2 separate regions of the Homo sapiens genome follow, and region 1 is linked to region 2. Evidence: read pairs that join two places in POLR2A ChIA-PET (ENCODE). Cell type or tissue: GM12878. All regions are shown on one strand. Links, peaks and the distances in the headings refer to the core of each region. The heading gives the core; the rest is flanking DNA.

Region 1 (4,394 bases), core at 246-4,245, 210 kb before region 2:
TCACAAAACCCCAAGAGTAAAGAATACATGCTCACACTCTCAGATCAACCCCAGTTTGAGAACAAGTGCTCTGATTCAGAAACTCTATGAATCAAAGCAAATTAAAATATTCTCATATAATTTTAAAATTCCCAGAAATACCTCTTCAGATTTTGCAGGCATTGTCTGTAAATCCAGGGTGAAAACCACTTCTCTAGCCTATGACTTCATACCTAGTGGTACCAATACCTCCTGGGGCCTGGTTCATAAAATCTGTATTGTAAAATTCCTTTTAGATAAAGTTGCCATTCTATTTCAGCCAGTGCTTAACATAAATGCACTGAATGAATGAATGAATGAATCCACACTAATGCATTTTACCCTGAGACCGTTTTCATATGATCCGTGTGTGTAGGCGTTTGTGTGTCTGTTGGAGGGGGGGAGCGGTGCAGGCATGCACATGCACGCGGTAGTTATCTAGTTATTTTGGACTATCTTTGTACCTCTGCCCCTCTTAGGAAAGGTTTTCAGGAAAAATTTTCTTCTGTTGTTCTTCCCTTGTTTTTGACCTGGGAAGACAGTAGCTCAAACCAATTGTCATCTACTTATAAACAGCAGGTTTCTGGCTTCCAGTGGAAGGTGGCTGGGTTGCCGGCCCACACAAATCAGACAGTTCCCATTCTATCTGAATGGACACGGGGCGTGAACAAGGGGCACCTTACAGAAGACTGCTCATAGCTTATATTGCAGGTGGTTTGTAAGGAAAGTACAACACCAAACTCCCTTTTTAGGAGAAACAGGAGAGGGGACAATACATATTAGGTTGGTGCAAAAGTTAACTGCGGTTTTGCCATTGAAAACAATGGCAAAAATTGCAATTGATATCTTTTGAACTAAATATGTATAATTCTTAATTGCAGGTGAAAAAAAACCCAGAACCCCAGAGGTGACCAGGTTTGCCTTACCAGTTTGTACCTGTACAATCTGTACCAGTTTGCTAGCATTACTCATGGATGTACTCAGAGCTTATTGTCACCACTAGATCTCTTTCTGTGTAAATAAAGACATCTTCCTGGAAAACTGTGCCCACATTAACTCCTTGACTTTACTATTTCTGGTAACCTGTGCCACACTTACATTCAAGACCATTCAAGGGTTGAGGGAAAAATTATAGAAATCTACAAATACAGCCTGTATTTTCTATTACTTTCTGGAAGGTAAATTACATTCCCCTTCCCTAAGGCCAGTCTTGATGATTAAAATCAAACACCACCAGAGACCAACCCTCAGCATTTGTTAATGAGAACAGGAGGGTCCCCAAATGAAAAGCTTAATTCCTAATCTGAATCCTAACTCTACAGATGAAAGTATGCTCAGATATGGGACTTGGAAATAGCTGTGTTGCTCTTTTCTTCCCCCATGTTTTAATATTAGCTCAGCTCAGTGGGCCTTTTAAAGGGGTCTCTGTACATTTTATAAGTCCGTGGAGGTATATTTTTAGTAGAGCTCGAAAATCAGCATGTTCAGTATAAACTATCTACTCTTAATATGCACAATGTAAAATTATTTAAAAGGAAAGAGGGAGCGAACAATAAAAAGTAGAAGTCAGGCAAGAACTCAAATTCATTCATTGTAACTTTCTTGCAACCAACAAAATAGGACCTTCAAAATGTTTCTTTGCTCACTAAATAAATACTGTGGATATGTTGCTACAAAGAGAGGGAGAGGAAATGGAAGAAGATACTCACCTAGTTCGGGTGCTTTGCTTAGCACAAATGCATAAGCCCAGAATTTGCTGACAGGTCCATTGTAAAAACCCTGGTCACAAACTGACTGCTTCAGGCCTTTGGTCATCAAAATGTACACCATATAAGCACCAGTTCGAAGAGCACCGAATATACTTCATAATGAAAAGAGAAAAGAAACAGCATTTAGGAAAATAGTTTCACTTCTCACATCAACCATACTTAGAAGACTGGTTGGCCACTGGCAGGAAATAGGCATAAGAATCATATTATTTGTATTTCCTTGAAAGCATCTTAAAATGTTCTGTAAACAAGAGCTAATACAATGACTCAAGGGCTTTATTCTGAAACCATATATGATACCACTTCCTCTTCATCACTGTTCCAAAAAGAGGTCATGAAAAAGGGTAACAGATTCAGAGCAGGATCTCATGAAGAATGCTGGTGACCTTTGAGTTTCAGCTTGGGAACTATTCCTTGGAGAGCAGATGGGTGTGGCTGCAAACTCTTGGAATTATCTCAAATTTGCCCTGTGCCCAATCATTCTCCAAGTTCTACTGGCTCTATTTCCTGAAAACCTGTTTACCTCTTTAGGCAAACTTTTCCTCTACCTCTGGACTCGCCTTGCCAGCCCAGGCTTTTTGTGCCCTCCTTGGATTTCTCCAGCAGTCTCCAAATCACTTTCTACTGTCTGATCCATCTTTCTCAGAGATGTCAGAATGAGACTCCTTCAAAAGCTTAGCTCTGTCACCTCCTCCAGGAAGCCCACTCAGGCAGAGATAAGTGCTCACTCCCTGAGCTCCCTAGAACCAGTGTTGTGCTAATACCACCCCAACACTGTTCTTCAATGCCCCGCAATGTGTTTAATCTCCACATAGGCACAGGTGCTCAATAAAGACTGTTGAAAAAGTGAGATTGTTGAAAAAGTGAAGAAAAAATAAACAATTTCTTTAAATCAGAGAACTGGTAAGGAAATAGGAAGTTCTGGAACACATTAGGCTCAAGAAACACAACCTGCCATGGGAAAGCACTTGGCAATAGGAACAAGCAGCCACTATTACGAAGTGAGCCCCTTAAGTGTATGTCCCAGAGTGTGTGAACCATGCCCGGGACTGAAAGGAGAGCTGGCTGACCATGTGGGGAAGATGGACCTGCCTAGCCTTTTCTGCCCAAAAGGGCAGCATCTTACTCTAGAAGTCAGCTGAGAGATCAATGAATGAACAACTGTTGAATTGGGAAATGGAGCCTTCTTTTCTCCTCAGAGGCACTGTTTTTTACTTAAAATATCTTAGAGTTGCTCTAGAATAAATCATTCCACTAGGCTAACCTGTCCAGAAAGCACGCATCTGCCAACTAGAACTAAAGGTCAACTTTCTACAGTATCAAAATAATGAAGTTTAATTCCTGGCAATTGTCTATTAAGTTGGGTCTTTGTAAGTAGCTTCTCTAAAGGTATAAAGACTCCATCAAATGGTGTTACTCTTTCCACTGTATGAAATTGTCCTGCAGAGGATTACTGTCATTTTACAGATATAGATCCTGTTTAATCCTTCAGTGGTTTTTCTCTGCACTTGGAATAAAAACCTCAACTCCTTTATCAGGACCGACAAGGCCTCTCTGCACTGCCTCTCTCTCCCCATTCTCCACTCTCACCTCCTGCCATTCTCTTCTTGTTCACTGTGAGCCAATCACTCCAGAACTTTCAGACACTTTCAGTTTTCTGCCTCAGGACCTTTGCATTTCTCCCCTGTTCATAACAAAACTGGCTTTTTACTTTCTTATCTTAAGGAAATGTCTCCTCCCCGTGGAATGACCTAAGTCTTTATAGTCCATTATCTGTCCTAATTTGGGGATGAAGGGTTGATTTCATTAGTAGCATCAAGTAATAGAGATTTTTCTGTCTTATCTGAATTTTTTTTGTGTACTGTCTTTCCCTCACCAAATGATGGCTTTTTTTTTTTTTTTTTTTTTTTTTGAGACAGAATCTCGCTCTCTCAGCCAGGCTGGAGTACAGTGGCATGATCTCAGCTCACTGCAACCTCCGCCTCCTGGGTTCAAGTGACTCTCCTTCCTCAGCCTCCCAAGTAGCTGGGACTACAGGCATGCACCACCATGCCAGGCTAATTTTTTGTGTTTTTAGTAGAGATGGGGTTTCACTATGTTGGCCAGGCCGGTCTCAAACTCCTGACCTCGTGATCCACCTGCCTCGGCCTCCCAAAGTGCTGGGGTATAGCCCAAAACCCTTCCTCTTACTCTACTTGCTGTTAGACTATGTAATTCCCACATGATCAGAGTAGATCCAAAGAATGTATGCTTGAAATGGTTGCTATCCTTTCATCCTTTTGGGTCTCAAAAAATCATTGTAATTTATTCCCAATTTCTAAGGTATTCACACAAGTTCATTTATTCTTTCAGTGGTCAAATATTTATTGGCATGGTTTTAGATGATGGAGTGAAAAAAAATCATTAAGCTAACTCTGGCTAGTGAGTGGTAGTCCTAGAAGACTTCAGAGGAAGTGGTATTTGAATTAGGGGCAAATAGGTATTCACAAGTTTGAGGGCTAGGGTATGGGGAGGTCAGTTCAGAGCACTGTAGAGTTGAAGGTTTTGATATCATGGTGACCTATAATATTGCTGACAGCAAGTGTATAGCACATATTATTGTCCCAT
Region 2 (4,394 bases), core at 290-4,289:
ATTTGGCTTGATTTCCCCAAATCAGACCACAGGTCAGACTATTAAATTAGTTATAGAGTATATACCCCTATTAAAAATGGGCACATTGAATTTGCTCCTAGATAAATTGATCTATATGAATCTTGAGAAGGGTTAAAGAAAAAAAATCCATTCATACATACACAGAAAAATGATTAGAAGGATATATACCCAAATATTAAAGTAATTATCTTTAGGTGATAGGATTATGAGTGATTTTTCTTTTCTCTTTCTTTTATTTTTTATCGATATTTATATAAGATTCTTTAATAGGCAGGGACTAATACATTTTATTTGAAATACATGCCAAGGCCAGATGTGGTGGCTCATGCCTGTAATCCCAGCACTTTGGGAGGCTGAGGTGGGCAGATCACGAGGTCAGGAGATCGAGACCATCCTGGCCAACATGGTGAAACCCTGTATCTACTAAAAATACAAAAATTAGCTGGGCGTGGTGGTGCATGCCTGTAATCCCAGCACTTTGGGAGGCCAAGGCGGGCAGATCACGAGATCAGGAGATCAAGACTATCCTGGCCAACATGGTGAAACCCCGTCTCTACTAAAAATACAAAAATTAGCTGAGCATGGTGGTGCATGCCTATAATCCCAGCTGCTCAGGAGGCTGAGGCAGGAGAATCACTTGAACCCAGGAGGTGGAGGTTGCAGCGAGCCAAGATCACGCCACTGCACTCCAGCCTGGGCGACAGAGCGGGACTCCGTCTCAAAAAAAAAAAAAATTAGCAAGGTGCACACCTATAGTCCGAACTACTCGGGGGACTGAGGCAGGAGAATTGCTTGAACCCAGGAAGTGGAGGCAGCAGTGAGCCAAGATCGTGCCATTGCTCTCCAGTCTGGGTGACAGAGCGAGACTCCATCTCAAAATAAAATAAAATAAAATACATGCCAGACCACTGCACATCTTTTAGAATGGCAAAAATTCGAAACACTGACAATATCCATTGCTGGTGAGAATGTAAACAGGAACTCTCATTGACAGTGGGAATGCAAAGTGGTACAGCCACTTTGGAAAGACATTTTGTCAGTTCCTTACAAAACGAAACATACCCTTACCGTATAATCCAGCAATCTCCCTCCTTGATATTTACCCAAAGGAGTTGAGAACTTATGTCTCCACAAAAATCTGCAAATGGATATTTATAGCAGCTTTATTCATAATTACCCAAACTTGAAAGCAACCACAATGTCCTTAAGTGGATGAATGTGTAAACTGTGGTATATCCAGACAATGAAATATTATTGAGCACTAAAAAGAAATGAGCTATTCAGGCATGAAAAGGCAGAGAGGAACTTTAAATTCATGTTACTGGCTAGGCTCACACCTGTAACCCTATCACTTTGGGAGGCCAAGGCAGGAGGATCACTTAAGCCCAGTTGTTTGAGACCAGCCTGGACAATATAGTGAGACTACGTCTCTATTTTAAAATAGAAAAAAAAAACACATATAAATACATATTACTAAATGAAAGAAGACAATCTGAAAAGGGTACCTACTACATGATTTCAGCTATGTGACATTCTGGTAAAGGTAAACTGGTGAAAGTCAGCTGGCCGTGGTGCCTCATGCCTGTAATCCCAGGACTTTAGGAACCCGAGGCAGGCAGATCACTTGAGGTCAAGAATTCAAGACCAGCCTGGCCAACATGGTGAAACCCCATCTCTACTAAAAATATAAAAATTAGCTGGGCATGGTGGTGCATGCCTGTAATCCCAGCTACTCAGGAGGCTGAGGCACAGGAATCGCTTGAGCTTGGGAGGAGGAGGTTGCAGTGAGCCAAGATGAAGGATCAAGCTGCTGCACCCCAGCCTGAGTGAAGGAGTGAGACTCTGCCTAAAAAAAAAAAAAAAAAAAAAAACCAAACCAAAAACAAAACTGTGGTGAAAATGAAAAGATCAATGGCTGTCAGGGGTTGGGGGAAGGATGTGATGACTAATAGGCAGAGCACAGAAGATTTTTAGGGCAGTAAAACTATTCTGTATATTATAATAGTGGATACATGTCATTCTGCCTTTGTCAAAACTCATAGGATGCATAACACCAGGAGTGAAACCTAATGTAAACTCTGAACTTTGGGTGATTAAAAAAAAACATGCTGGATATATACGTATGTAATCTATCTGTCTATCTATCATCTATCATCTCTCTAGATACATAGATATATATTGAAATAGCCGTATCTACTGTCACTCTCCTCAATGCCTTTCCCTTTAGAGACAGAATGAGGAAAAGAAATAAGACCAATCTTGCTTTCCCAAGAGAATGTGGAAAATTTCTTTATACCCGCCCCATTCAGCCACCTGTGGGTCTCACTGGGACTACTTATGTGCCTCCAGTTCTCCATAGAGCCCTGTAATGGAGGCTTTGGGCCCCACTGCCCACTGTCCTATGCACTCACAAAAGTACACTGGGTTATTCACAAGTCTGGCTGTGTTTTTTTTTTGGTGGGTGGGGTGGGGTGTGGGGGGATGGAGTTTTTGCTCTTGTCACCCAGACTGGAGTGCAATGGCGTGATCTCTGCTCGCTGCAACTTCCGCTCCTGGGTTCAAGTGATTCTCCTGCCTCAGCCTCCCCAGTAGCTGGGATTACAGGAACCCACCACCACGCCTGGCTAATTTTTGTATTTTTAGTAGAGATGGGGTTTCACCATGTGGACAGGCTGGTCTCAAACTCCTGACCTCAGGTGATCTGTCTGCCTCGGCCTCCCAAAGTTCTGGGATTACAGACGTGAGCCAACGCGCCCGGCCAGTTTGGCTGATTTTTAGAGCCATGCTCAGCACTGGTGTAGGCTCATGGAAGGGACTGCACTCAGGGAACGCTCACTGACTGGCACTGGGGGAAGAGCCAACCTTATCTGCTTACTCTGTACATATTAAGTATATCCAGGAAATTCAAAGACAGTAGACAGGGCTTAAAGAGAATGTCCACAAGAGGAACAAAAATCAGGCACTTTAAGACTAACTTAGGCCGGGCACGGTGACTCACCCCTGTAATTCCAGCATTTTCGGAGGCCGAGGTGGGCGGATCACGAGATCAGGAGATCAAGACCATCCTGGCTAACACAGTGAAACCCCGTCTCTACTAAAAATACAAAAAAATCAGCCAGACGTGGTGGTAGGCGCCTGTAGTCCCAGCTACTCGGGAGGCTGAGGCAGGAGAAAGGTGTGAACCCAGGAAGCAGAGCTTGCAGTGAGCCCGAGGTTGTGCCACTGCACTCCAGCCTGGGCGAAAGAGCAAGACTCCGTCTCAAAAAAAAAAAAAAAGACTAACTTAAAAAAAAACAAGACTCCTAAAATTTACAGCTGGAATTTAAAAATATTTGCAACAATCTTTTTTTTTTTTTTTTTTTTGGAGACAGAGTCTCATTCTGTTGTCCAGGCTGGAGTGCCCTGGTGCAATCTCGGCTCACTGCAACCTCTGCCTCCTGGGTTCAAGCAATTCACCTGCCTCAGCCTCCTGAGTAGATGAGATTACAGGTGCCCACCACGATGCCCAGCTAATTTTTGTATTTTTAGTAGAGACACGGTTTCACCATGTTGGCCAGGCTGGTCTCAAACTCCTGACCTCAGGTGATCCGCCTGCCTTGGCCTCCCAAAGTGCTGGGATTACAGGCGTGAGCCACTGTGCCCCACCTGTAACAATCATTAATTACACATAAGCTTTTACATTAATGTTAAATAATTAAAATATTAAAAGCTTATTTTACATTAATTAATGTTAAATGTTAATTAGTGTTAAATAATGTAAAATAAGCTTTACCATTAATGTTAAAATCTTCGAAAACACACATGTCAAGAAATATTAGAAACCCATTCTAGCTCTTCCTAAAATTTTCAGAAGTTCTTATGCGGGTGCTATTCAGGAAAAGTTTTCTGAATGGTCATATTTTAATTTTTTTTTTTTTTAAGAGATGTTGCTCACTATGTTGCCCAGGCTGGTCTCGAACTCCTGGGCTCAAGCAATCAACCCACCCTGGCCTCCCAAAGTTCTGGGGTTACAGGCTTGAGCCACTGCACCCAGCCCCGAACAGTCATATTTTAAAAATTCAGTTTTTCTTTCCTTAGATGCTCTCAGTCAGTGTTGGCCATCCTCAATTTGCACTTCTTCCTAAAGTTGTTTTAGTTTTTGAGGAAGGTTTTCTTTCCTGTCAGTAAATGTTTATATTTTCAGGCTGATTAGTGATTAGAAGAGTACGTCTGAGATAGTATAGATAAAAAGAAAGTTGTATATTTAAATTTGGAGAGGCTTTTGAAATAGATATTCTTGGAGTTGTGCTGTCTCCCCCAGCCACTGTGGTGATGGATCTTGCCCAAAAGTCTCACAGAGGTGACTCACTCAGGCAAGAATTGCTTAAATTCAC

The links. ChIA-PET counts read pairs that join two places held together with the same protein. Peaks named below come from ENCODE experiments on the same cell type or tissue, not always from the same donor. Only the 100,000 strongest peaks of a DNase experiment are listed, where the experiment ranks them.
Region 1: POLR2A ChIA-PET joins it to region 2 with 12 read pairs; 5 of 35 experiments call an interaction of 5 or more read pairs at or near these places.

Annotation. Positions count from the first base shown.
Region 1 is chr4:110,057,876-110,062,269 of GRCh38, forward strand. ELOVL6 (ELOVL fatty acid elongase 6) reads right to left here. Exons shown (of 4, transcript NM_024090.3): 3 at 1,728-1,879. Among named protein-coding and RNA genes, the nearest start is that of ELOVL6, 140 kb to the right of the region's middle. In GM12878, for the core only: no CTCF peak of the experiment used is centred there; a DNase peak (open chromatin) is centred at 2,026; H3K4me3 peaks cover 1,015 bases; H3K27ac peaks cover 1,187 bases.
Region 2 is chr4:110,266,606-110,270,999 of GRCh38, forward strand. No RefSeq gene overlaps it. Among named protein-coding and RNA genes, the nearest start is that of ELOVL6, 70 kb to the left of the region's middle. In GM12878, for the core only: no CTCF peak of the experiment used is centred there; a DNase peak (open chromatin) is centred at 1,904.